3 separate regions of the Homo sapiens genome follow, and regions 1 and 3 are each linked to region 2. A link is a loop called in an ENCODE intact Hi-C map of the cell type or tissue named here. Cell type or tissue: heart right ventricle. All regions are shown on one strand.

Region 1 (8,000 bases), 480 kb after region 2:
GGGTGCAGGCGCAGCCACAGTGAACCCAGGTCACTCTTCCCCCAAATCCTGCTCTGAGGGAGGACATGTGGACCTCAGTGTGGCTGAGCTGGAAGTGTCAGGGAGGTCCTGGGATGGCCACTCCCCAGAGAACTGCACTGATGTCCCTGCTAAACAGATAACTGTCGAGTGGGTGGGGGAGGGCCACACAGGACCCCCCAAGTCTGGAGGGCTGGTCAGAGAAGAGGGACCAGGCCACTGCAGGCCAGACCACACACAGGGCCAGCCTCGTCCAAGGTCACGTGGGGACGTCTGGAACAATGGCAGGAGGACTGGCAGGGAGCTGGTGAAGCCGCAAGAGGCACCTGTCCCATGGGTGGCCCAGTGACTGCACCTGGCAGGTCATGCAGACTGACCAAGGTGACTGTCATAGAGCGTCTAGCACAGGTCGGGCGCACAGCAGTGACCAACACACGTGCCAATGGCTGCATGAGTAGGCCAGAGGGACGCAGGTAAGCAGGTGGGCAGGCAGATGGCATGGCCGGCCTACCCAGGGTCCAGGGAAGCAGCTGGTGCGTTCCCCCCAGCACAGCCACCCCCTCTCCATCCCTGCCCTCTGCCCACCTCACCTGATGGGCCCAAGGAGCTGGGCCTTGGTCCTGGAGAAAACCTCGAGGGCCATGTTCCTCAGCAGGCCCTGCATCCACCACAAGTCCGCCGGCACATCGGGCAGCCACACCACCAACCTGGAGGAAGGGGCAGGTCAGCTTTGCCCAGGTGAGCCTGGGGTGTGGCCCCACCAAGCCCACCCTCCCCATAGGCCCAGAGCACAGCCGGGAGCCCTGCTCCTGAGGGCTGCCCAGGTTAGGGAAGAAGGGCCAGCAGCGTTGGCCACTGTTGCAGAGCAGGTCAGAGCCACAGGGACACCTGCAGGGTTGGAAAGATCCAAAATGGACTTTGAACTTGGCAGAGGTGGCCAGGCCTTAGGTTCCTTGACTCCAGAGGAAACAAGTAGGAAGCGCAGGGAGGGAGAGGGTGGACCTTTGGGGTCAGGCTGGCTTGAGGCTACAGCCCAGCCTCCCTGCCCATCAGCTGGGTGACCTGCACAGGTCAGGGAACCTGTCAAATGAGGACAGTCACCTCACCCATAGTTCCTAATGTCCTCCTTATCGCCGTCCATTTCTCTCTCTTCTCTCCCAGCTAGCCCCTGCCCTCCCTACCCCATGCCCCTTCGTCCACTCTCCTCTCAGAAGCTGCTGGCCCTCCGAAAACAGCTGACAGAGCCCCCTCTTGCTCAAGATGTCCCCGTGGTTCCCCACTGCCTCCATGATGGAGCCAGCCCCAGATTCAGGGTCCTTGGAACTGCGTGTTATCCCAGCACAGAGGAGAGACAGCATGAGTCTGTCTGCAGAGCCACAGCCCTGTGGGGCCAGGCCTGAGAAAGCCCTGGCCGGACACCTCAGACACTGGCCACTGCAGGGCCTCAACCTGCACCACAGCACCCTTGGAGGGGCCCCTACACCAGACCTCAAACTAGGCATGCAGTCCAGAGAGTGTGGTGTGACGGCAAGACATAAGCTGGACTGTCACCTCCCTTGCTCTGGACCTCCTGCCTCTATTAATGCAACCTATGTGTTGAACATATGTATTGTGAAATATGCCAAGAGTGAACTTCCCTGTGGTCTGGGCAGGCTCCCCTTTGGGGCTCACACAATGAGTTTCTTTTTTTAACTGAAAACTGGACTTTACATTTATACTTTTGGATTTCAACTTGTGGTTTCCGTAAACAGCTCAGCGTGAGGAGAATCTGTCGGTAGAAAGCTCTCTCCTGGGTTTGGGCCACTGGCAATTTAAACAGCAGGGCTGACCCAGTCATTAACTCAACATTGAGCAGGACAGAGACCTGTGGTTCACCATCATAGACCTTCTTCCAGAGAATTTTTGAAAATACAGGTCCCCCCATGACACCTCCCTGCTTAAACCCTTCCCAGCCTTTCCACCACTCTCCAGACAAAGACCACGCTCAGCTGGCTCCAGAGCTCAGTGCGTCTGCCCCACCAGCCTCCCCTGCGTCGTGTACGGCACACTCCCTGAGGCTCCAGCTTTACTGGCCTCCCTTCCTGCTCCTCGAATGGGCCTTTCTCCCTCCTGCCTCTGGATCTTTGCACATGCTGTTCCATCTGCCGAGAACATTCTCCTTGTCCTCTTTGCCTGGTGGACGCTGACTCATCCTTCAGATTATAGCCTAAGAGTCATCTCCTCCGGGCAGCCTTCCCTGGCCAGAGAGTCCCTAGATTGAGCTGTGCAGCTGGAAGCCAGTGTAGACCTCTCCCAGGGAACCTCTAGGTGGCGCTGTAGTTACAGGTGAGTGTGTGATAATTTGTAGGTCGTGAGCTCCACCAGGCCAGGAGCTGGGTCTGCGTCGGGGCTGCTTCCATGGCCCCCAGCCAGGCCTTGGCCCCTGAGAGGTCCTCAGCAACTGCTGGTGGGATGAATGAACAACTGATGCAGACGGGCACATTAACCAGCAAGTCAGAATGTTACTGAGAGCCTAACCACAGCCGGCCTGGCTTGGAAGGGGCTTGTTTTACAGAAAAGGAACCTGTAGCGGTGGCTCATGCCTGTCATCCCAGCACTTTGGGAGGGCGAGGCGGGCGGATTGCCTGAGCTCAGGAGTTTGCCACCAGCCTGGGCAACAAGGTGAAATCCTGCCTCTACTAAAATACAAAACAATTAGCCGGGCGTGGCGGTGGGCACCTGTGGTCCCAGCTACTTAGGAGGCTGAGGCAGGAGAATCGCTTGAACCTGGGAGGCAGAGGTTGCAGTGAGCCAAGATCATGCCATTGCACTCCAGCCTGGGCAATAGAGTGAGACTCTGTCAGAAAAAAAAAAAGAAAAGAAAAGAAAGAAAAGAGAAGAGAAAAGAAACCTGTAGCCCAGAGAGGTCAAGAGACTCAGACCCAGCCACACAGCCAACCTGAGATTCTGATGGGTGGAGCAATGGTCAAAGGTCACGGAGACAGTGTAGGGCCCAGGAGGCCGACCAGGAAGCCCCCGACTTCCAATCCTACCCACCATGCCACTTCTCCACCAGTCTCATTTTGCAGAGGAGATCACAGAGGCTCTGAGTCATGCAGTCAACACCACACAGTGTGGGGACACCAGCCGGGCTCCCCCCACCCCGCCGAGCCCTACCCACCCAGTGTGCCAGCCGCCCCTCCTGCCATGGGCACCAGTCTCCGCCACAAGCCAGGCCCTTCCCAGGCCCCCTGGCCGAGCCTTACCTTCTGCTGCGGAAGTAGATGTACTCGAAGGGCAGTGTGCAGGGTAGCAGCAGGTACGTCAGCACCTGTCCAGGCCCCGAGTGCCAGAAGCGGGCCCACCGGCTGGGATCCCTCGTACATGCTTTCTTCAGTGCTGCAAGAGAAGCCCTGGCATGGCCCTGCCCACCTGAAGTCTGTGGGCCAGCAACCTGAGCCCCCCCATTTCACACAGTAAGAGACTGCACCCCCTCCACCTTCTGCAGATGAAGAAGCAACACTGAGCAAGCCCCCACCACAGGCCAGCAGGTAGCTCTGCGCTCATCGTTGTCCGTGAGACAAGGGGTGTATGCCCTCTCGTAGATGAGGAGACTGAGGTTCAGAGTGGAGAAGTGACTTGCCTAAGGACCATCAACAGGAAGTGGCAGGGCCAGGATGGACTTGAGGACTCTCAGGCTCCTGAGTTGTTTCTACCTCTTCTGCCCCTCTAGAAAGTCTGTGGCCTGCTAGGCTGGGACAGATGCTCTCACCACACTCTCTCATAACAGTAACACGACAGTGTTATTAATAACCACAGCCACAACTATGACCGCAGCAACCATTTCCTGGGTGCTCTATTCACTGACCTGACCAGAGTGGAAGGGACCAGCATCTGGGCTGGGACAGAGCCGGAGCCCAAATCCCAGCCTCCAGACACAGCCCAGGCCACAGCTCAGGCCACCACGTCCACTCTGGCCACTGCCCTCTGGAGACGGAGGATTACAAGGATTCACAGATAGCACAGGCCAGAGACCCTGCTCCACATCCACCTGCCGAGTGTCCTAGGACGAGTCCTAGCTTCCTTCTCCATAAACTGGGGATCCCAGCAGGACATTCCTCCCTGGGCAGGCAGGTGAGGATTAGAGATGAGATTCACAATTCCCTTCCCAAATGGCGAGGGCGCAGCGCCCAGGAGTTGGTGCTCCACCCGAGGCAGCTCTCTGGTGCCCCCGTGTGGCTACAGGTACACTGCCGGGTTCCAGAATCCCAAGCTTGGACCTCAGGGGTTCCGCACAGGTCCCCGCCCATTTCTGCACGTCCTCGTGTGGTCTCCGGCATGGAAAGGGGCCCCCTTCCTCATCCCCTTGCCCACCCCACTCTCCCTGATCTGGCCTCGACCGCCATCCCTCTCCTCCCAGCCTCCCACCCCTTCAGCCTCTTCCCACCCAGCTGGGTCCACCACCCCCTCCCGCCCACCTCACTTGCTCCTCCCACAGCTTTTGAGACCACCTGCCCACCCTGCCAGCCTCCCAAGCTCACCTCTGCTGCCTGTCCCTCATGCCGCAGCCACAGGGACCTCCTGGCTGTCCCTCACCAACCCCAGGACCTTTGCACGTGCCATGCCCTCTCCCCGATGCTCTTCTGCCTCTTGGCCTGGCCAACATCTCTTTTCCAGCTTCACTTAGATGCTGCTCAAAGTCACCCCCCACCATCGTTACATGTGCCTGTGGGACTCTGTACTTTCCTGTTGTTGCAGTTGTGACATTTAGTCACACAGCGGGCGGGCAGACTAAATGGTTCCGAGTAGAACCCCTAGTTCTGCCATTTGCTACTGTGTGACCTTGGGCAAGTCGCTTAACTTCTCTGTGCTATGGTTTCCTCATCTGTACAATGAGAACAATTCTGTACTATCCTCAGATGGTTGTTGGAAGGATGAAATGAGTTCATTTTCATCTGGGGAATCCAGAACCCTCTGTGTGTGCCTCTCCTATGTCTGTCAACACTCCCGCCCTTTCCGGGGCAGTGGGCAAAGACCTGGCTTTCGCAGGCACAGGCTTGGGTTCAAATCCCCTAGTTGCAGGCTCTGAGCCCTTGGTGAGTCCCTTCCTTTCTCTGAGGTTTGGTTTCCTCATCAGTGAAGTGGGTACGAATAATGCCTAGGCCCAGGGTTGTGGGGAAGAATGAACGATGCCACATGTGAAAAGCCCATAGTACCACACTTGGCATTTAGTAGGTGCTCAGTAAATGAGTCCTGTCCTCTTCCAGACCACGAGTGCCTTCAAGGCAGGGTCCCTGAGCCCGGGCCCCTGAGTGCAGGGCCCTGGTAGGTGAGCAAATGCAGGTAGAGTCCCTACCAGCCTCCAGCTCTGGTGAGAGCTGCTCAAAGTTGGGTACATCCTTGACTTGCACATGGGGCACTTTCCAGTTGAGAGACAGGCCCCCCTTCCAGCGTTGGTCACAGCCAGCATCCCAGTTTCCGTCAGCCGGGGCTGGGGGTTCCTTAGACACCAGCGTCCATAGCACTGGTTCCTTGGTGAGTCCTGGGTCAGGGGAAGGGAGAGGATAAGTCAAGCATCTGAGCCTCCCCAAGGCGCCCCATGCTGCCCACATCCCTCAGAGCCCAAACCCAGTTCTGGGGATCCACTGTGCTGTGGGACGGACCCACAGCTTATTCCGGATGACTCCCTTCTGCCTTCCCCTGGCCCTGCTCTGCCCTGCTCCCTGCCCACTTTCGAGTGGCTCATCAGAGCCCAGACCCCAAAGACACAATCCAGAGTTCGAATTCTGGCTCCACCACCTGCAAGCTATGTGACCCAATGCCCTTTGCCTCAGTTTCCCTCTCTGTAAAAAAGGAAAAGTAAGACCTGCTTTATACAGTTACTCTGAGAATTAAACAAGATAAATACATAAAGCTTAAGCTCACGTCTGGGCACATATTAAGCGCTCGCCAAATGCCTCCTGATTGTGTGTTTTTGGTTGTAACGTAGGACTTGAGCACATGAGTTCTGGAGCCAGGTGGCCTGTGTCTGAATGTCTATTGCACCAATTTGAAGAGCTCTGTCCTGTGGATGATGTTCAGGCTCTCCAGCCCAGACCTCTCTGGCACACCCACTGCCCCATGAACACACACACACACACACACACCCCTCCTGCCATATTGAGTTATGTGCCCTCAAGGTGCCTGCCTCTGTCCCTTCTCTCTTGTTTTTCCCTCTGCCTAGAATGCCCTCTTCTTTTGCTGGAATCTTCAATTTTGCTGGTGTCTTCATAACTAGTCAAAACCCAGCTTATCTGTCACTGCCTCCAGGAAGCCCTCCTTGCCTACCCCCAACCCCCAGGCTGAGTCCAATGCCTCCTCTGGACTCCCACAGCCTTGAGCATCCCTCTGTCACTACACCCATCTCCCTGGGTTGTCTCTCTCTGAGTCTGTCCCCCTGTACCAGGCTGCGGGCTGCTCAACAGTGGAACTTGTATGTGATTCTTCTCTGAGTCCCCAGTACTCAGCTCAGGTCCAGCACAGAGCAGATGATGAGGAAGAGACTGAGTTAGCCCATGTCCCTAGCAGCTCAAAGGCCCAAGAGGCAGGGTCTACCTGGCACCATGTGGGACATGATCCCCAGCCACTGTGGGACTGCCACCTACCACGTCTCTCCAGGAACCTCAGGGCATCCAGGTAGCCTTGTCTGCAGTTGTCGGCCACTACCTGCCAACACACAGGGCAAGGGTGAGATGGGCAAGGCCTGGACCTACCCCTCGAGTGGATGTCACAGGCCAGAGACTTATCTTCAACTGGAAATAGTCCCAGCCCAGCCTATTCTCCCCAAGTGACCATTCAACAGGGCTCAGGGCAGGAGCCTGGGCAGGACCTTAGCACTGGGCAGGAGGGGCCAGAGGCCTGCAGGCAGAACAGATCTGCTTGGCTAGTTCTGTCCCTGCAGGACCATTGCATCTCCCCCCTGAGACACCCTGGCTGCTCTTGCCCCAGCCCCTCCCCTCTCTTGCCTCAGTTTCTGTCTCTGGAAAATGGGATAACAAGGCCTGGGATGGCTGGGACTTTGTCTGGCCCCTTGTAGGGCAGTGGATGGGGGTTCCCTTTGCCCCTTCGATGTTTACTTCCAGTACCAGACTGAGGTGGGCTGAGGAACCAGGAGCCCCACTTGCCTGTCTGATTAAAGTCCCACTGGTGGCAAAGGGTGCTGTCCCCCTCACATCCTTGCTGTGAGACTTCAGCATGGCAGTGCCAACTCTCTGAGTGCCTCAGCTTCCTTATCTAGAAAATGGGGCTGGGGTTTCCTGCCCGCCCAGGGGTGTGGGGAGTACCGGAGTAAATGAACATGACTTTGTCTCGTGACTTAGAAAGCACTACACAAACCTGAGAGGTAGAAGGGACAAGGAAGAGCCAGGATGTGGATGGGGCAGAGGAGTGTGTGTGTGTGTGTGTGTGTGTGTGTGTGTGTGTGTGTTTCTTTCTTTCCTTCTTTTTTTTTTTTTTTTTTTTTTTTTTGAGATGGAGTCTCACTCTGTCACCCAGGCTAGAGTGTAATGGCACTATCTCGGCTCACTGCAATCTCCACCTCCCAGGTTCAAGCAATTCTCTTGCTTCAGCTTCCTGAGTAGCTGGAATTACAGGCATGCGCCACCATGCCCAGCTAATTTTTGTATTTTTAGTAGACACAGGGTTTCACCATATTGGCCAGGTTGGTCTTAAACTCCTGACCTTAAGTGATCTGCCAGCCTTGGCCTCCCAAAGTGCTGGGATTATAGGCATGAGCCACCACACCCGGCCAGGAGGAGTATATTTCAATAGTTGTCAAATTATCTGTTTTCCAGAAATACCAAGGGGTAAAAAAACGCTTCCTTCATTTTTTTCTTTGCATTTGTGCCTTGCCTCTACAATGGATGGTCAATTTGGCCACAGTCAAGGACGGTGGTCAAGAGCATGGGCCTGAGCCAGCTCTAGGTCTGAATCCTGGTTTTGCTGCTTCCAGTCTGTGTGACTTT
Region 2 (8,000 bases):
TTTTGAGACAGAGTCTTGCTCTGTCGCCCAGGCTGGAGTGCAGTGGCACGATCTCGGTTCACTGCAAGCTGCGCCTCCTGGGTTCATGCCATTCTCCTGCCTCAGCCTACCGAATAGTTGGGACTACAGGCGTCCCCCACCACGCCCATCTAATTTTTCTTTGTATTTTTAGTAGAGACGGGGTTTCACCATGTTAGCCAGGATGGTCTCGATCTCCTGACCTCATGATCTGCCTGCCTCGGCCTCCCAAAGTGCTGGGATTACAGACGTGAGCCACGGCGCCCAGCTGGATACTTTTCTAAATGCTCTACTGCCCTGACTTATTTAATCCTCATGCTGGCCCTGCGAGGTGGAGACTAAGATTGGCATCTTCCCATTTTACAGATGAAGGAGAAAGGGGCCCGGAGCCGCACAGTGATTGCCCGAGGTCACCACCCGGCCCCTGAGTGGTGGGGCTGGGCGCCTGGCTCAGAGCCTGAGGTCCTGGCCTCTCTTCCAGGCTTCTGTTTCGCCCCCTGGGTAGAAGCTGCTCCTTCACCTCCACCACTGGCAGGAGCAGAGAGGCCCAAACCAGGGCTGCTTGTCAAAGGGATGAGGGAGGGCTGGAATGGCCTTTGCTGGGGCGGCGCTCACAGTGATTAGAGTCTGGGGTGATGTGGCAGGCAGGGAGGTGAGGACAGAGAGAGTGGGGAGCTGATGAGGCTGGGGGTGGTGGGCCCTTGGCTGGGGCAGGGCCTGGGGCAGGAAGCAGGATCGGTCCTGCATCTCTGTTAAGAGCCGGGCTGCTCAGCAGCAGGCGCCATGGCAGCCGAATCCCAGGCAGAAGGAAGCAGCCTGCGGAGGGTGAGCAGGCACCAGCGGCTGCCCTGTAGCCAGGGCACTCCGCCGCCACCGCACACGGCACAGGCTGAGCGCTGGGGGCAAATACAGCTCAGCAATGCTCCGCGCTGCGGGTGGCAGCAAGAACCCCTGGGGCTGGGGGCAAACACCAGGCCTGGCACCTGGGCGTCTGCACCTCCCTGAAGCTGAATCCACGGCACAATCTCTGCTCAGCCTCTGTTTGCAGTGTAAACACCCGCTTTCCTGTGCGGGCCGCCTGGTCCTGCCCGCCCTCCCTCACTGCGAGGGGTGCAAGGGGAGGGGCGTCCACTTGGCTCCTGCAGTGTCCTGGGCCCGTGGGTGGCTGTGTTTGAACGTGAGCTTCAGATGGGCTGTTTGTGTGGCACCAATGACTGCCGCCAAAGAGAGGGAGAAGGCTGGGACCACGTTGGCACTGGTCAGCCTGGAGGGTGCAGACACAGGCCAAGGGCTAGCGACAGCCTGGAAAACTGGCATGGTGTGGGCACAGTAAGCAGAGGGCATGGTGCAGACGAAGGCAGGGAACCAGGAACTCAATCCTGGATCACATTTATAGGAAATATCAGGACCCTGGAGTGAGCGATGTGAGGCTGGGCTCTGCACTGGATCACCTGTGCCTCTTTTGCTGGTGCTGAGCTCAATACCTGACATAAACAGGGGCCCTCGCTCTCCAGGCAACTATCCAAAGGGGGGCCCCTTAATCCTCATCTTCCTGGCAGATGGGCATAGAAAGCCCATTTTGCAGATGAGGAAACTGAGGTTTTGACATGGTGTCCGGACTTGCCCAAGGTTGTGCAGGGGGCAGGTGGCAGGTGGCAGAGTCAGAACGGGAATCTTGGTCCAACAAGTGCCAAAGCTCCCACAATAGTCCTGGAATTGCCCTCGTTGAGAACTCAAATGCCCACTGCCTCCTTCCTGAGGTTGTTGGTGTGCAGGGCTGCCGGTGTGCGGGGCTGCTGGTGTGCGGGGTTGCTGGTATGTGGGGTTGCTGGTGTTGGCTTGCTAGTGAGTGTGGTTGCTGTTCTCTGGAGTTCATTTGCTGGTGGTGACCAGAGTGGGCATCTGCCCAGGACATCCGGGGCTTGGCAGGAGCTGACCCCACCTGAGGCCTCCATGTGAGAGCTGGGGCACCTGCAGGCTGGGCTCTTCCTGGCCTCCCCAGGCCGGGCTAAAGAGGGCATCATGGTCAAGCAGAGGTCTGGCTCAGGCCCCTGGAAGGAGGGCCAAGGCCTGAGGAGAGGAAGTCTAACCAGTCTCCCCCACTATGGCCATGACATTCACTGGAAGTAGCAGTTGGGATGTGGTCAGGGCCAGGAAGAGAGGCTGGACACCAAGGTCCTGATCCTGGTCCCAGCTCTGCCATGGATGTGCCCCTTGGATGAGCTGCTTCCCCTCATTTTCCATCTGTCAAATGTGGATGACCTTGGCTTTGCTAGGTGGCCCTGGGAACACAGCACAGCCATTTCCCAACACATTTCAGACAGTGGTCTCTTCTAGCCAAGGAAACCTCTGCCCCCGATGGACACTGGAGTCATTATTCTCAACATAATGGAGGATCGCTCCCGAGTGCTGGAGACTCAGAGGCATAGGGAGATGCCTCGTTTTTCGGGGGATGTCTCCCCTTCTTATCACCATCATCCTAGCCCCCATGGGGACCCTCTCCTCAAGGTCCCCTATGGCATCCCATTGCTAAGTCCAAGTTCTCCTACAGGATCTGGTCTCACCCCTCCCTGCTCTCCCCGCACTCCTTCCTCTGCACCCTTCTCCTGGATTTTGGGTTCCTCAGGACCCAGTCCTGGCCCCCTCTCTTCTGGCCATTTCCTATAAGATCCTGACTACTCCCGTGGCCTCCTGGGCCACCTGTGTCACTGCCAGTCACCCCTAAGTCCCCGATCAAAGCTCAGGCCTCTCTCCTTGTGGCCCCTGCCCTCTAGCCAGCTCTCTTGTGTACCCCACAGAACCTCATGCTCAAGTGTTTCCAACTGAACTCTTCATCCTCCCCCTAGCTGGCTTCCTGCCCTCGATCCCCCCATGTCACCCAGCGAGCCCCACTGGGTGTCCTGGAGGAGCCCAGGCCGGTGGCTCCTCTCCCTCTACCTGTCCTCAGTGGCCTGGGTTCAGCTGCTCACCCTCTATCTCTCCCTGTCCACTCCCTCCCTCCTCCCAGTCATCTCCTGGGCTCCTATTACCAGTGTCATTGTTGGAAACAGGGGTCTCTCATGTCTGTCTTGCTGCATGGACCGAAGTCCGTCGGCCGCCTCGGGGGTCCTCTCCATTGGGACATTACCCTACTTCCTCTCCACCAGGGCACACCTGGTACACACCTCCACTGGGGACCTACCACACCTCTTCTTCCTCCTCTTCACCAGGGCACACGTGGCTCCCTCCCACTGCAGGGCCTTTGTCTGGGTTGATCCAGAGACGCAAGGACACAGTGCCCAGGGATCTTTCCTTGGGGGCCTGTCCACCTCCCTCCTGTAAAATGGGAAGCTGCGTGTCGGTGACTGCCTCGCCCACAGGCTCTTTCTTCTCTGGGACTGGCCAGACTCCCTCCAGATGGCCCCACCCCTGCCATGGCTGATTGGTCCAGGCTGGACACGTGACCCAAGTGAAACCCAATGGGATTCTCTCCTGTGATTCTGAACCCGGGGAGGAGACCTGGAGCCTGGAGGTGGCAGCGACTTGGGAGCCGCGTGGGCCTGTCTGTTCCACACACTGCCTTCTTGCCCCTTCCTTCAACCTATGGCCCCCTCAGAGGACAACCTTTTTCCTTAAACTCCTCGGACGAGGTTCCTGTGGCAGCCGAGAGAGTCACGCAGCGGGGGTGCCTTCCCCGCCTGTGGGGGAGCCCCAGGCGGCCCGCACAGTCTCGTGGTGGTCGGGCCTGGCCACGTGTGCTCCTCGGTCCCCATGTGGCCCCAGCAGGGCGCCCGCCTCCCTCCCAGGGCTTCCTCCCCCAGGAGGGATAGCAGGAAGGCAGGCAAGGACAGGACCTGAGTCCACACCTCGTCCGCGGTCACCTGCCTGACCAGGAGGAAGGGGAGGGGACAGGAGTGATTCCACGGAGGTCACCTGGGAGCTGGGGCTGGGCGACCCCAGGGCTGGATGACCTCAGGGCTGGGTGACCTCAGGGCTGGGTGATCTCAGGGCTGGGTGACTTCAAGGCTGGGTGACCTCAGGGCTGGATGACCTCAGGGCTGGGTGACCCCAGGGCTGACTATTGGCGGAGCACCTGGGGTGGGTGCCATGGGCACCTGAGAGGGAACTTTGACCTGAGCGGAGGTCAGAACCCTCCTCTGAGGAAGTGCCCCACCCCACTGAGCTCCCAGAGGCTGGTGGCAGGTTGAACAGGGGACTATGCCAGCAGAGGGACTGCCTTCCAGAGACTTTGGATCATCACCACGATGGGTTGATTTTACAAATTTAGCCACTGTCACCGGAGGCCTGGCTGAACTTCAGAGTTTCTTCTCCAGCGTCGGTTTCTTGGTTTGTAATGGGGAGGGCTGGATCCCCCTGCACTGATACTCCCATGGCATGGCTGCGGGAGGGGCGCCCATCCTGCTGGCCTGGTGGCTGTGGAGCGGCCGGAGGTGGCGTGTGCCAAAGCTGCTGCTGGTGCTCCCTCTGGCTGCCTTGGGGTGATGACAGGAGCTGACGGCTTGGCAGCAGCTCCCAGGGAGGCAGCAGCCGGGCTGGCGGCGGGTGGTGGCGGTGGTGGGAGGGGGCTTCTGGAGAGAACAAAGCACTGAGGATGCTGGGCTCCAGGGGCGACAGAGGAGTGGGGGATGGGGGCAGGGTTCTGGAGTGTGTGGCCCACAGGGAGGCCATGGCACGGGTGTGTGTGCGGGTGTAGGATTTGGAACCCACCTCGTGGTTGTGTGAGCCCAGGCAGGTCACTTAGCCTCTCTGGGCCTCAGTTTCCACAGTTGTGCAATTGGAACAATACCATCATTACATTATTGTATCCCCAGTGCTGAGAGTAGTGAGTGGCACAGAGTAGGCATTCACTGAATTTTTCTGGAGTCAACAAATCAATAGGTTTGATGGAAGACGGAACTGGCTAATTCATGCTCAGCTCAGTGATGGGCCCATGTTCGTTCTAGAGAAGCAGTATCTTTGTTATTGCTGCTGTGATTGTTTATCAAGGGTGCAGAGGACTGAGCCAGCATGGAGTCCCAGGGCAGGAGAAGAAAGTTGGTCAGTGCATCTGGATGAGGCTGGACTCTGGGACCAGACCATGGAGACTTGAGGGCCACAGCCGGGCGGCTGAGAGTGGGGGAGGGGCCCATATGCCAGGAGTGAGCAGGATGAGGTCTGAGCAAGACCACACTAGACACCAGGGAGAACGTTGGTGGCCCTGGCCTGGCCTGAGGAGGCAGGGAAGCAGAGAGGGCACCTGCGATGGCTGTTTAAGGAAACTCAGTTGAGGAGGTGGATGAGATGGGGCAGGAGTAGGAGGGTGAGGTGGGAGGGACAGAGGCCTGTTTCTTAGGTCAGTTGATGCGAGCAAGTATGAATGCAGATGGAGAGGGGTGGGTGCACCGGGCGTACCTGAAGGTGTGGAGAAGTGGGGTACCAAGTAGAGGGCTCTTGAGGGAGGCAGACACTGGAGGGGAGAGAGGAGTTTCAGGAAGGGCTGCAGCTTAGGGTTTAGGCTGGTGAGGGTTTCCTTGGTTCAGTGAGATACAAAGTATGCTTGTCTTCAAGGCAGAGAACTGGAGACCCCACGAGCTGTGAGGAGAGGAAGGTCTGGGGAGAGATGGCAGTGTGGAGGTGGCAGAGCCCTGCTGGACCACAGTGTGGCCCTGGTCAGCTCCAGACCCAGCCCTACAGGGACGTAATTGCCTCTGGGAGCCCAGTGGGTCTTTCACAGGGAGATACCAGCTTCTGTGGCAAGCTTTGAGATAACCATCCAAACTTCCAGCTGCCATTTTGCCTGTGGGGCACAGGTTCTGGGGGCACCCTGCAAGGCTGGCAGTCCCCAGGGCTCCATTGCATTTTGGGGAAACTGAGTGGTGGACACTGGGGTGGGGACAGGGAGCAGGAACTCCAGGCCTGGCCTGGTGCGGAGGCTGCTTTACCAGTTTGCTGTATGCATGGGTCAGTTCACCTCTTTGTTCACTTATATGCCCACAGATTGCCTAAAGTTCCTTCCAGTCTAATACTCTGGGATTCTGGGCCAGTTTCTGGTCTGTCACAGCTGAATAAGAGTGCAAGGGCAGGAGTGGAATGTTCAGACTGCTCCAAGAGGACCTTGGCCCAGGTAGGAGTGGCGAGTGGATATTGTTTCTAGGGCCAAGCCCTCAGAATGGCTGCCTGGAGCCCTGTGCAAGGATTCTAGTTTAATAGGAAAGAGTTCTGTGATTGATTAGTGATGTCTGCTGTGGACACACAGTGGGAGGTATAGAGTTTGAGTAGTTTCTGCACTGCCCCTGCCTGGGCTTTTTCTTTTGCTAGTGGCACTAGAACTGGGTGCCACTCCAGCCCTACCAGAGACTCAAGGTGTGACCTTGGGTAAGTCCATTCTTCCAGCCCAATTTTGTCATCTGTAAACTGGAGATAATACTGCCATCTTTCCTGGTGGTTATGAGGATTAAATGCATAATTTGTGCAGAGTGACCAGCTCAAGGGGGATGCTCAAACATAGCAGCTTTGATCTCTGTGAGTGGTTTGCAGGGTCAGGGTGGTCAGGGGAGTATAGGGATGGGAGTCAGGAGGGAGGCTGAGCGCTGTCCCCTTGGGTGATGGCCTGGGGACTGCACATGCACACATACCTTTCTCCTCCCCTCTGCTGCCTGCAGAGTGGTGTCAGGGAGTGGAAGTATGTGGAGGTTGGGGTCATGCAGATCTGGGCAGGGTTGCAATGCACCCTTGGCCAAGTCATTCAGTGCCTCTGACCTCACTTGACTCATTGGCAAAATAGATTCTTTCCTGATGAATTAGATAGTAAAGTTTATCAGCAGCCTCTGCAGCCTCAGGTAATAGGCATTAACAATCCTGGACAGAAAACATAAAAGTTTCTTTTTAGTCTTGCCCTCACACCTTGACCTCCTCTTCAGGAGCCATTTATCCTTTCCTGGAATCTGAGGAGAGAATATTTCCTCTCCTACACTTCCTTCTTCTTCAGCATGGGTCTCAGTTTTCCTATTTGTACAGTGGAGGAATAGAGTGGGGTTGGAGAAGGGCACTGAGGTCCCCACCAGGTCTAACTTTATTCTTTTTTTTTTTTTTTTGAGACAGAGTCTCACTCTGTTGCCCAGGCTGGAGTGCAGTGGTATGATCTCAGCTCACTGTAACCTCTGCCTCCTGGGTTCAAGTGATTCTCGTGCCTCAGCCTCCTGAGTAGCTGGGATTACAAGTGCCCGCCACCACACGTGGCTAATTTTTGTATTTTTAGTAGAGACAGGGTTTCACCATGTTGGCCAGGCTGGTCTTGAACTCTTGACCTCAGGTGATCCACCCGCCTCAGTCTTCCAAAGTGCTGAGATCACAGGCTTGGGCCACTGGACCTTAATTCAACTACGCTGTTAGAAAATAGCTGGAAACATTTGGAGTAGGGTGTGAATGACTGCCATGGCAGACACATGACACTGCCTAGCTGGGTTCTGTGTCATCCACACCCTGCTAAGAGCTGCATTTGGCCTGAGCTGGTCTGGCTTCCTCACCTTGAGGGGAAAGAGAGACTGGGGCTCATCCAGAGAAGGGCAGGGGTGTGCAGCCAGGTTAGCCAAGACAGCTGCAGGGCAGGCTGTGGAGCCTGGGGAGGAAGAGGCTCAGGGAGTTCCACTGATGGCCCCAAGGCTCCCTGGGGAACCCAGGAGGGAGCTGAGGGTGCTGTGCAGTCCTGGAGGTGGAGTGAGAAGCAAAGGGAGAAGTTCCAAGCTCAACAGAAGAAAAAACTTCTCACAGGTAGATGTTCCCAAAGGTAGAACAGGTCCCAGGCAGGGGAAAAGCAGTGGGCAAAGGGAGCAGGTGGACCTTGCAGGAATGCAGGGGAGAGGCCTATTTTCTGAGGAGGGCAGCAGGGGGCAGCTGCAAAGTTTGTCTGGTGCTATTTCCCCAGCACTGCTCCTTCTCCCCAGCTCTACTGTCCCTTCCCCACCTCTTCTGTCCCTCCCCCACCTCTACTGTCCCTCCCCAGC
Region 3 (8,000 bases), 430 kb after region 2:
TTTTAGAAATTTACTATTAAGCATCTGCTTGCCAGCATTAGTAGGCTATCACTTCAGGAAACAAAGTAAGGCTGTGGAATTCAGCTCAAATTCCGAGCGCAACTCGGTCCTTTGGTGGCCGACTCTCCACCCACTGCATGCAAATGCTCCTGACTGCATTAGACTCCCACCTGCCAGCCTCACCAGGCAGACTTCCCTCAGCACATGCTCCGCGGGCTCCTCTGCATTGGGCCTTTGGAGCCGCCCGCTGGAAGTCTCTGGCAGAAGGACGTCCATTCTGAAGACCTAGTGAACAATTTCTGCTCATTTCAGGAAGGTTCTGAAGAAGTGAACTCCGTCAGAATAAACAAGTGTCCAGATTCCCCCCAACAGACCCAACTCATCCTCTGTTCTCACCACTATCTCAGAACCAAGTGAGAACAGAATGGCTGTGCCTTAGATAATAAAACTACAAAAATAAAGAGTTAACCCTGAGATCTTTCTACCATTCGGGTGTGGCTCGCTCCTGATTCCCCTTGGAAATGAACTTTTATTTGGTTTACTGACATTTATGTAGATTTCCAGTGAAAAGCTCTATAAAATACAATAATACGGGGTTGAAAAGGCAGACATTCTAGTTGCATATATTACAGGCTTTATCCTTACGGTCCAGGCCATTGGAACTGCAATGTGGAGACTGTTTGTAATCAGACATGGAGAGGCTGCACGTTCTAAAGGCGAGACAGCTGCTTTCGGTTGGGAATCATCACACTCCCTCCGCTCACGCCGCTCTTCCCTTCCCCCGCTGTTTCACACGCTGCTTCCAGAGTTTGTCCAGCAAGGAATAAATGAATGCATACAGGACTTTTGGCTAGTAGACTGTCTGGGTATTGTGAGCATGCAGGTTGTTGTTTCTGTTATTATAAATAAAAGTCAAACGTGAGGTCACACTTTCCCATCTTCTGTTTATACACCAAGTCAAACTTCTCATTCATGGAGACGGTGAAGATGTCCTTCCACAGCCCAACTCTTCCTGAAACGCAAACAAGAGAACTGCTGGGGCCACTTGCTGTCCGGCCAGCTACTGAACTAAAGGAAGCCTTGGAAATGGATCTGGAACATTCCAGATCTATTCCTGGATCCCTTTGAACTTGGCCTATGGGGGCAGGAAGGGCCGTCTGAGCTACAGACCAGGTGGTCCCCTAACATTTGTGAAACTACTGGATGCGGCAGAACATGACCTGAACCAGCTTCCCTCTGAGGCTGTGGCACAGTGAGCCACAACCACCTCCTGGTGCCATTCCACACCCCCCGCTGGGGCCCACCAGGGAGACTCTACTCCTGTTCAGTGCTGGGTCCCCAGCACCTAGAACGGCACCTGGCACGTGGCAGGTGTTTAATAAACATCCCAGGAGCGAGTATGATCTGCCGCGGGAGTGCACTGCTCTGGGCATCACAGGCAGCCCTGGCCCTTCCCACGCCATTATCCACTCACAGCTCAACAGTGCCACCAAGGCGTCATTGGCTTCGGGAGAATTTGAAAAGGAAAAAAAAATCATTCAAAGTGCAGAAAATTTTACACTAAGTAGGAAGCCCTCCTGACTGGGCCAAAGATGCAGATTTCAAGAAGCCTGCCCTGGCAAACCCTGGGGAGGAATTTAAAGTGAATCAAATAGTCGCAGCATTAGCTAGCTTTACAGACTAGATGCAAAACATGCACTGCAGTGAGAATTCCCTGAGTCAACAATAAAATGAGTCTGGGCACAGCCCCCAGCTGCTCTAGCCCAGGCTTAGTCAGAAACCCAGACCTCTTCCTGGCAGCCACAAGGGAGGGCTGAGCTGTGGGATAAACTGCAGGCACCGGTCTACGCTGGTTTATGAAGGCTTTGGAAAAACGAAAGACAGCTCAACATGACAAGAGAAGTTGTTGCTCCCATTGTCTTTGTTAATATAAAATCTTAGGTTGGTCTAGTCCAATAGCAACGGTGACCGTGAAGATGTCTGGGGCGGGGATTCCAAACTTCCCAGTTATGGGAGCTGTGAGCACATCACCCGAGTACTGCCTCCCTGCTTTTGAAGAACTGCTCGTTTAGAATTCTTTCCATTGTCAGCTCTCTGAGATCAGAGCTCTGTCTCCAGCAAATGTCCTTCACTAGCTCCGTTATTAACAGCGGTCCTTGTCCAGGCAGGACCTCAGGTTTTTCAAACTGCAACCCTGCAAATGCTGAGCTAAAATACCCAACGTAACACGGACTTTCTCTTTGGTAACAAAAAATTATCAGTGTTGGAGAGAAAAACAAGAAAAATTATTCTTGTAACCCTTTAATGATACCTAAGGGGCAAAATTAGAAGCTGCTAGAGCAACCAAACTATTTTTCCATGATTATTTTTCTCAGCTGAGACAGCTGAGAGCTCGTCAGAGGAGTCACCCACCTGGTTTAGGATTTGGAATCAAGACAATTTATGCTGTGACATGAATCAAATCTAAGCAATGCAGCTGGCTACTCGGCCCTGCATTCTCACCAACTCAAGAAGATCTTCCGAGCAAAGACGCAATGTGCTAAAAGAAAACAAATCAAAGAACTGAAATAAAGCAAAACCAAGGTAAACCATGATAAAGCAAACCCAAGGGAAGGAGCATATGGGCACACAGTATGTTCTCGACGCTGCTTCACCACACACACACACACACACACACACACGTGAACCAAAAGGGGTATTTTGGAGAAGGTCACATCCAAGGATAACAAAACACAGCAAAAGCAAAACTAAAAAAGAGCAAATAAATGTTAAATAACAAATATTTATGAAAATGCAGCCAGGAAAGAAGTCGAGAGGGACTGTGGTTCAGTTCACTTCCTCCTGAGGAGTCCACTGCTCTGCCTTTATAAGAGACGGCACTTTGCACTTGACCTTCAAACCGCCCTTAGCCGTGATCAGCCCCTTTTCAGAGAAGAACAAAAAGCCGCAGAAGCTGAAGGCCTGACCTATGTTGCGTTCCCAGAGGGCAGCAGAGCTGAGCTGGAGCCCAGCGCGTCTCTCATCCGCCCCAGGCATCTCCCACTCCATCTTGTGGGGCTGCTGCTGAACAGAGCCATCCACGTTTCTGGGCCCTCCCTGCAAACATTCTCAACCCAGGAAGTGCCCAACACACCAAGTGTCCATCAGGTTCATACTTACCAACAGGGGGCCTCCTATGGCCAAGGCCAGCACCCTGGGATTCAGGGGTTTTAGAGCCTGGGCTCTCCATCATCAAAGCCAAATGCCACACACCCTTAAGGACAGGGGGAGCAACCCAGGTGGATCTGGGGAGGATTCCTGTCAGGAACACTGTCCCCATCTCCAGCTGCCTCATGCCCACTGTCACTTGCCGCCAAGAGCAGGAACTGGCCTCCCTCTGTGCAGCGGCTTAGCTTGGTACTGTCTGCTTAAGTTCACCACCCCGAAGTGGGGCTAGGCCTCACCTGTGCTGCCTGCACCCAGAAGATGCTCAGTCAGCGTCCACTCAGTGAAGGAAGAAAAACGGTGTCTCCTAACTTCCCGCCCACTTCATTTAACTCTCCCACAAGTCAGTTAGAGACTGAGAAACCCATCAGCATGCTTTGCGCTTTGACATGTCATAGCACCAAACCCAGTCCCTGGATCTGCTCTGTGGGGCGTTTGATTTCAGGCCATCTGAGTAGACTCCCTGCTGAGAAACATCCCGCCCACAAAGCCTGAAATGCACTTTTTCAAGTCAAAACACTGTTTGCTTGGAGGCAATGCAAACACCAGCGGGCAGGGTACTCCGTCACTCCATGAGCACTGTGCCATCCATGGGCACCAGCTAACAGAGCACAGGCCATGGGCCAGCTACAGACTGCTGTAAAAGGAGAGCAGGGAGGGCAACAGGGACCGGACTCGGCTCCCTAAGCAGGCAGAGAAAGCAGCCTGGCTGGGGTGGGGAGTGCCTGGGCGGGAGGCAGGGTGGGGCACGTACCCCGGCCCACGGGCAGGGCCTCAGCGTTGCAGCACTGGTCCACCAGCTGGTGGCAGTGCTCCGTCAGGGCTTCCAGCTGGGCCTTGTCACAGGACACCCCCAGGAATCTGGCCAGCTGCTCCACCATCGTCACCAGGTCCTGGAAGACAAGTGCAGAGAGCAGAGCAGCCCATCAGAGGCGGGGCCTTTTACTGGACACGACCCCAGGCTGGGCACACGCTGAGGACTTTTTACACACGGCCTTCCTTACTTAATGCTCACAAGGCTGACATCAGCCTTGTCCAGAAATAACACTAAGAGGTTAAGAAATCGCCCAAGTGTGCTCAGCTCTCACGTGGAGATCTTGAATTCAAACCCTGGTCCTCCAGGGAATTGGGTTGCAGACATGAGGTCTTAATAGAGGTGTGGTTAAGTTTTAACAGGAGCAAGAAGTAAAAAACATATTTCAGAACATGGTTCTTGTGAGGAGCAAGACCTAATGGGCTCCTCTTTCCCTTCCTGCTGCCTGTCAGCTGGCGTCTGGGCTGGCCCTTGGGAGCGCAGGGAGGCCCCTCTGGTCTCCAGATGGCCCTGCACTGGGCAGGGAGCCCGCTTCATCACAGGCAAGATTCCGTCATGCCTGCCATACCCTGCCCCATTATTTTACCACGCCTGACAGCGGAATGTCACTGATGTGGCTAACCGTCTTGAGGGGGCCATTCCCCAGCCCCCCACCCCTGCCACTTTCTCCCCAAGAGATGAGGCTCCTCGTCTTCTCAATCACAGCCCTGAGCTGTCACCTAGAGGTGCCTTGGTCCCATTAGGAAGATGCTGGAGGCTGTTTCCTCTCTGGAAGGTTTGTAAAGCAAATTCCCGCATTAAAGCCTCTAAAAAGTCCTACAGTGAAAAGATGATTTAATTTCTTTATTGCAGCACTTCGGAAACCTTAAAAGACAATGTTCTCTGACCGCTGGTGTGGGAGTCAGCTGGTGTGGGCGCCAGCTCCTCCCTGGGTCCCCACAGTGCGCTGACTCCTGCAGCAGCGGTTGCAGGTCTGATTCTGGCCTCGCACTGCCTTCCACAGGCAGGGGTGTGGTGCATCCCGGGCGCAGGGCTTGACTCAAGAGTCAGAGGAACAGTTATTAGAGAATGAGCCAAGGAATACAGAGCTCCCTTTCCCTTGCCCTGCCACCAAGAACTCCATTTCAAAGAAAAAGGGTAGCAATGGAGAAAGAGTGAAGAAACCTGGCTCTCAGAAGAGATGCCGCAAGAAGGACACAGCTGGCTTAAAGTCAGCCTGCTGGAGCGTTCAGCAGAATCCTCGTGGGGCAGCTCACTGCGGCGTGACGTCCATCTCAGAGGAAGGGGCGTTTCTGCCAGGCTACATCCAGCAACATGTCACAGGACACTTGCTGGTTATGAAACCCAGCAGGGATCAGGCAGAACGCCCAGGTCAGCTGGCAGGAACGGCCCACTTCACCTCTCTGAGCCACACATTCCCCATCTGGAACTAGCGACAGGGCCGCAGCAAGAGGCCGCACACCACGGCACGGAGCCAGCGTGTTGGGGTCGTGCCTCCACATGGGCAGGTACTAGCTGGCCACACGGTTGCAGTCAGGGCACCCCGTGACTGGTGAGAACACCCTGCAAGATGACTGAGGATGAAGTGGGAATATACCCGGGGTGCCTGGCACAGTGCCCGGCTCGTGGGAAAGGGCCACTGTAATTGCGGTGCAGTGGAGCGCAGGCAGTGAGCGCTCTGGCAGGAAGCATTCCCTCTCAACCCCAGGGTGAGAACACATGGACCCACACCACAGTCCTGGAGACAACCATGCTCACTCGGGGCTAGTTTTCTGGAGTAAGATGTAAACAATATTAATTCCTAAAAATGTGACTTGACCTCCATTAAAACAAGCCATTACTGAGGTTCCTAAAAAAAGAATAAACCCATGCCAATTAGAAGGCGAAACGCTGACTGTCCCAGGGATGCCATTGAGTCACAGACCGGCTTTGATAGAAAATGAAGTCCCAGCACTGACCCCGGCAGCTCTTAAAGTTCCAGGCAGGGCTGGTGGCCTTGACCCTGACGGACTGAAAGCAACAGGTCTGACCACTTTCACTGGGGAGCCTGGAAGGCAGAGAAGGATGAACTTCCCTTTAAGGGCTTGGAGTAAAGTGTGTGTTTGGACCTTAAAACTTCAGTCCATCATTGCTGAGGAAACTGAAGCTCCAGGAAGAAACTGCTGACCCGGCAGCTGCCCCCGAGATGTGTGGGCAGCTGGCCAGCTGGGCGCTTTCCCTATTCACCTTCTCATGTTGGGGCCTCAGTGGCCCTGGGCAGTGCATGTTCAATGCTATGTCATTGGTGGCAAAATAGTGACCAGCTGACAAATGCACACCCAGGACCCCAGAAATTCCACTCCTGGGTATGGGCCCGATAAGCACAAGTGCTGACGTCCACCAAGACTCCAGAACGTCCACGGAGGCTTTATTCATGACCACCCCAAAGTGAAAATGGCCTCCACGCCCGGCAACACTGGATGGATGAAGCGGTGGCACATTCGTGCTGCAACGGAGCACCGACCACAGCACAGGAAAGAACAGAGCTCCGCGCCACGCAGGTGGAGGAGCCTCGCCATCTGCGCAGAAGCCAGACAGCAAAACCCATGCGAGTTCCACACCTGACAGGTTCCAAAGAGGCAACGCCAAGCTCCGGTGAGGGAGATGAAACCGCGGTGGCCTCTGGGAAGCAGGGGTATCAACTGCAAGAAGCTGGAATGTTCTGGATCTGGAAGGTGGCTGCCCAGATGTGACAGGTAAAAGGCTGTCAAGCCCCACGTGTGTGCCAAGTACACCTCACTGTGCATGACACCACCACAAAAAGGTACACACCAGGCGGGCCCGTGCCAGGCCTGCACGTAGGTGATGCTCACACAGTCCTCCCAGCCACACAGTGACGGGGGTGCTGTCACCTCCCCACTTTACAGAGGCTTGGGGTGGTCAGGACTTTGGCCTGAGCAGCCAGCATCCAGAGCCCACGTTGTTCCCCAGCACCACAGGAAACCACGGCCGACGGCTTCACAGAGGTCAGCGGCAGGACCAGGGTTCCAACCTGCTTGGGCTACACCTTCATCTCTACCACACCGTCCTCTGGGCGTGAGCAGGGACCCTAAATGTGGCTCTGTGTCAAGTTGTGTGGACAAGAGGCAGACAGGTGGAGGCCCATGTAGAGTCAGACAGGCTCACCCAGCAGTCGGCTCCATGGCGCGTGTGACCTTAGACCGCCACATGACCTTGCTCTTTCCTCACCATAACACAGAGCCATGGTGAGGACCCATGTGGGGAACCGACAGCATGCGCCAGCCGGCAGCAGACCTGCAGACGGGGTCCTTCCTGCACATCGAGCAAGCCCCGAAAGGCCACGCTCCTGCGAAGGCCGACCTGGCCCGTGCTGACCACAGGCCCCAGTGTGTGAGCACAAAGCAACCCAAGAACAACTGCAGGAAACGCAAGGCACACCCCCACACCCCAGGATCACAGTGCACACACCCCCACCCCGGGGCTACAACGCACACACCCCCACCCCAGGATCACAGTGCACACACCACCCGCCCCAGGGCCACAACAAACACCCCACCACCCCAGGGCCACAAGGCACAGCCCCCACCCCAGCGCCATAGGGGACCTCGTGTGGCTCTGTTCACAGCCAGGTCTGGCGTCTTCCTGCAGGTGTGGGGAAAGTACAAGGCTGGCCTTCCTACCCCTGGGCTTTCTGACCTCCAACTCCAGCACTGGCTCACCCTCCCCAGCACCCAGCTCTCCTGTCTGTCTCCCAGCAGACCTCCTCCCCATCCCAGCTCCCACCCACTGCTACTCAACCTAAACCTGCTTGTCTGTCAGCCACTGACACTAGCAGCCCCACAGGCTGGCCTTGTCTGTCCCCTACATCGACATGGTTTCCAGCTGGCACTCAGGCCTCTGCCCCACAGGAGCAACCTCACAGTCCACATCTGCACCCCATCGTCTCTCCTCTTTCCCATGGGCCAGGCCACAGGTGTCTCCT

The links. Peaks named below come from ENCODE experiments on the same cell type or tissue, not always from the same donor. Only the 100,000 strongest peaks of a DNase experiment are listed, where the experiment ranks them.
Region 1: it touches region 2 in a loop (3-fold over the local background); 27 of 110 quality-filtered maps call a loop at or near these places.
Region 3: it touches region 2 in a loop (4-fold over the local background); 47 of 110 quality-filtered maps call a loop at or near these places.

The regions. Positions count from the first base shown.
Region 1 is chr22:43,880,950-43,888,949 of GRCh38, forward strand. It overlaps PNPLA5 (patatin like domain 5, triacylglycerol lipase), which reads right to left. Exons shown (of 9, transcript NM_138814.4): 5 at 6,642-6,702; 6 at 5,354-5,539; 7 at 3,264-3,396; 8 at 609-725. Among named protein-coding and RNA genes, the nearest start is that of PNPLA5, 7.1 kb to the right of the region's middle. RefSeq lists an enhancer at 2,274-3,004. In heart right ventricle, CTCF peaks have their summits at 2,340 (motif pointing right), 4,222 (motif pointing left) and 4,422; a DNase peak (open chromatin) is centred at 4,220; H3K27me3 peaks cover 4,436 bases.
Region 2 is chr22:43,396,111-43,404,110 of GRCh38, forward strand. LINC01639 (long intergenic non-protein coding RNA 1639) reads left to right here and starts at 4,221. Exons shown (of 4, transcript NR_146918.1): 1 at 4,221-4,344; 2 at 5,995-6,121. In heart right ventricle, a CTCF peak has its summit at 4,454; no DNase peak of the experiment used is centred here; H3K27me3 peaks cover 3,273 bases.
Region 3 is chr22:43,825,102-43,833,101 of GRCh38, forward strand. It overlaps SULT4A1 (sulfotransferase family 4A member 1), which reads right to left. Exons shown (of 7, transcript NM_014351.4): 6 at 3,959-4,097; 7 at 1-1,012. The coding sequence ends at 900. Among named protein-coding and RNA genes, the nearest start is that of EFCAB6-DT, 17 kb to the left of the region's middle. RefSeq lists an enhancer at 2,885-3,647. In heart right ventricle, CTCF peaks have their summits at 1,496 and 4,004 (motif pointing right); DNase peaks (open chromatin) are centred at 4,070 and 5,370; H3K4me3 peaks cover 853 bases; H3K27ac peaks cover 2,457 bases; H3K27me3 peaks cover 1,521 bases.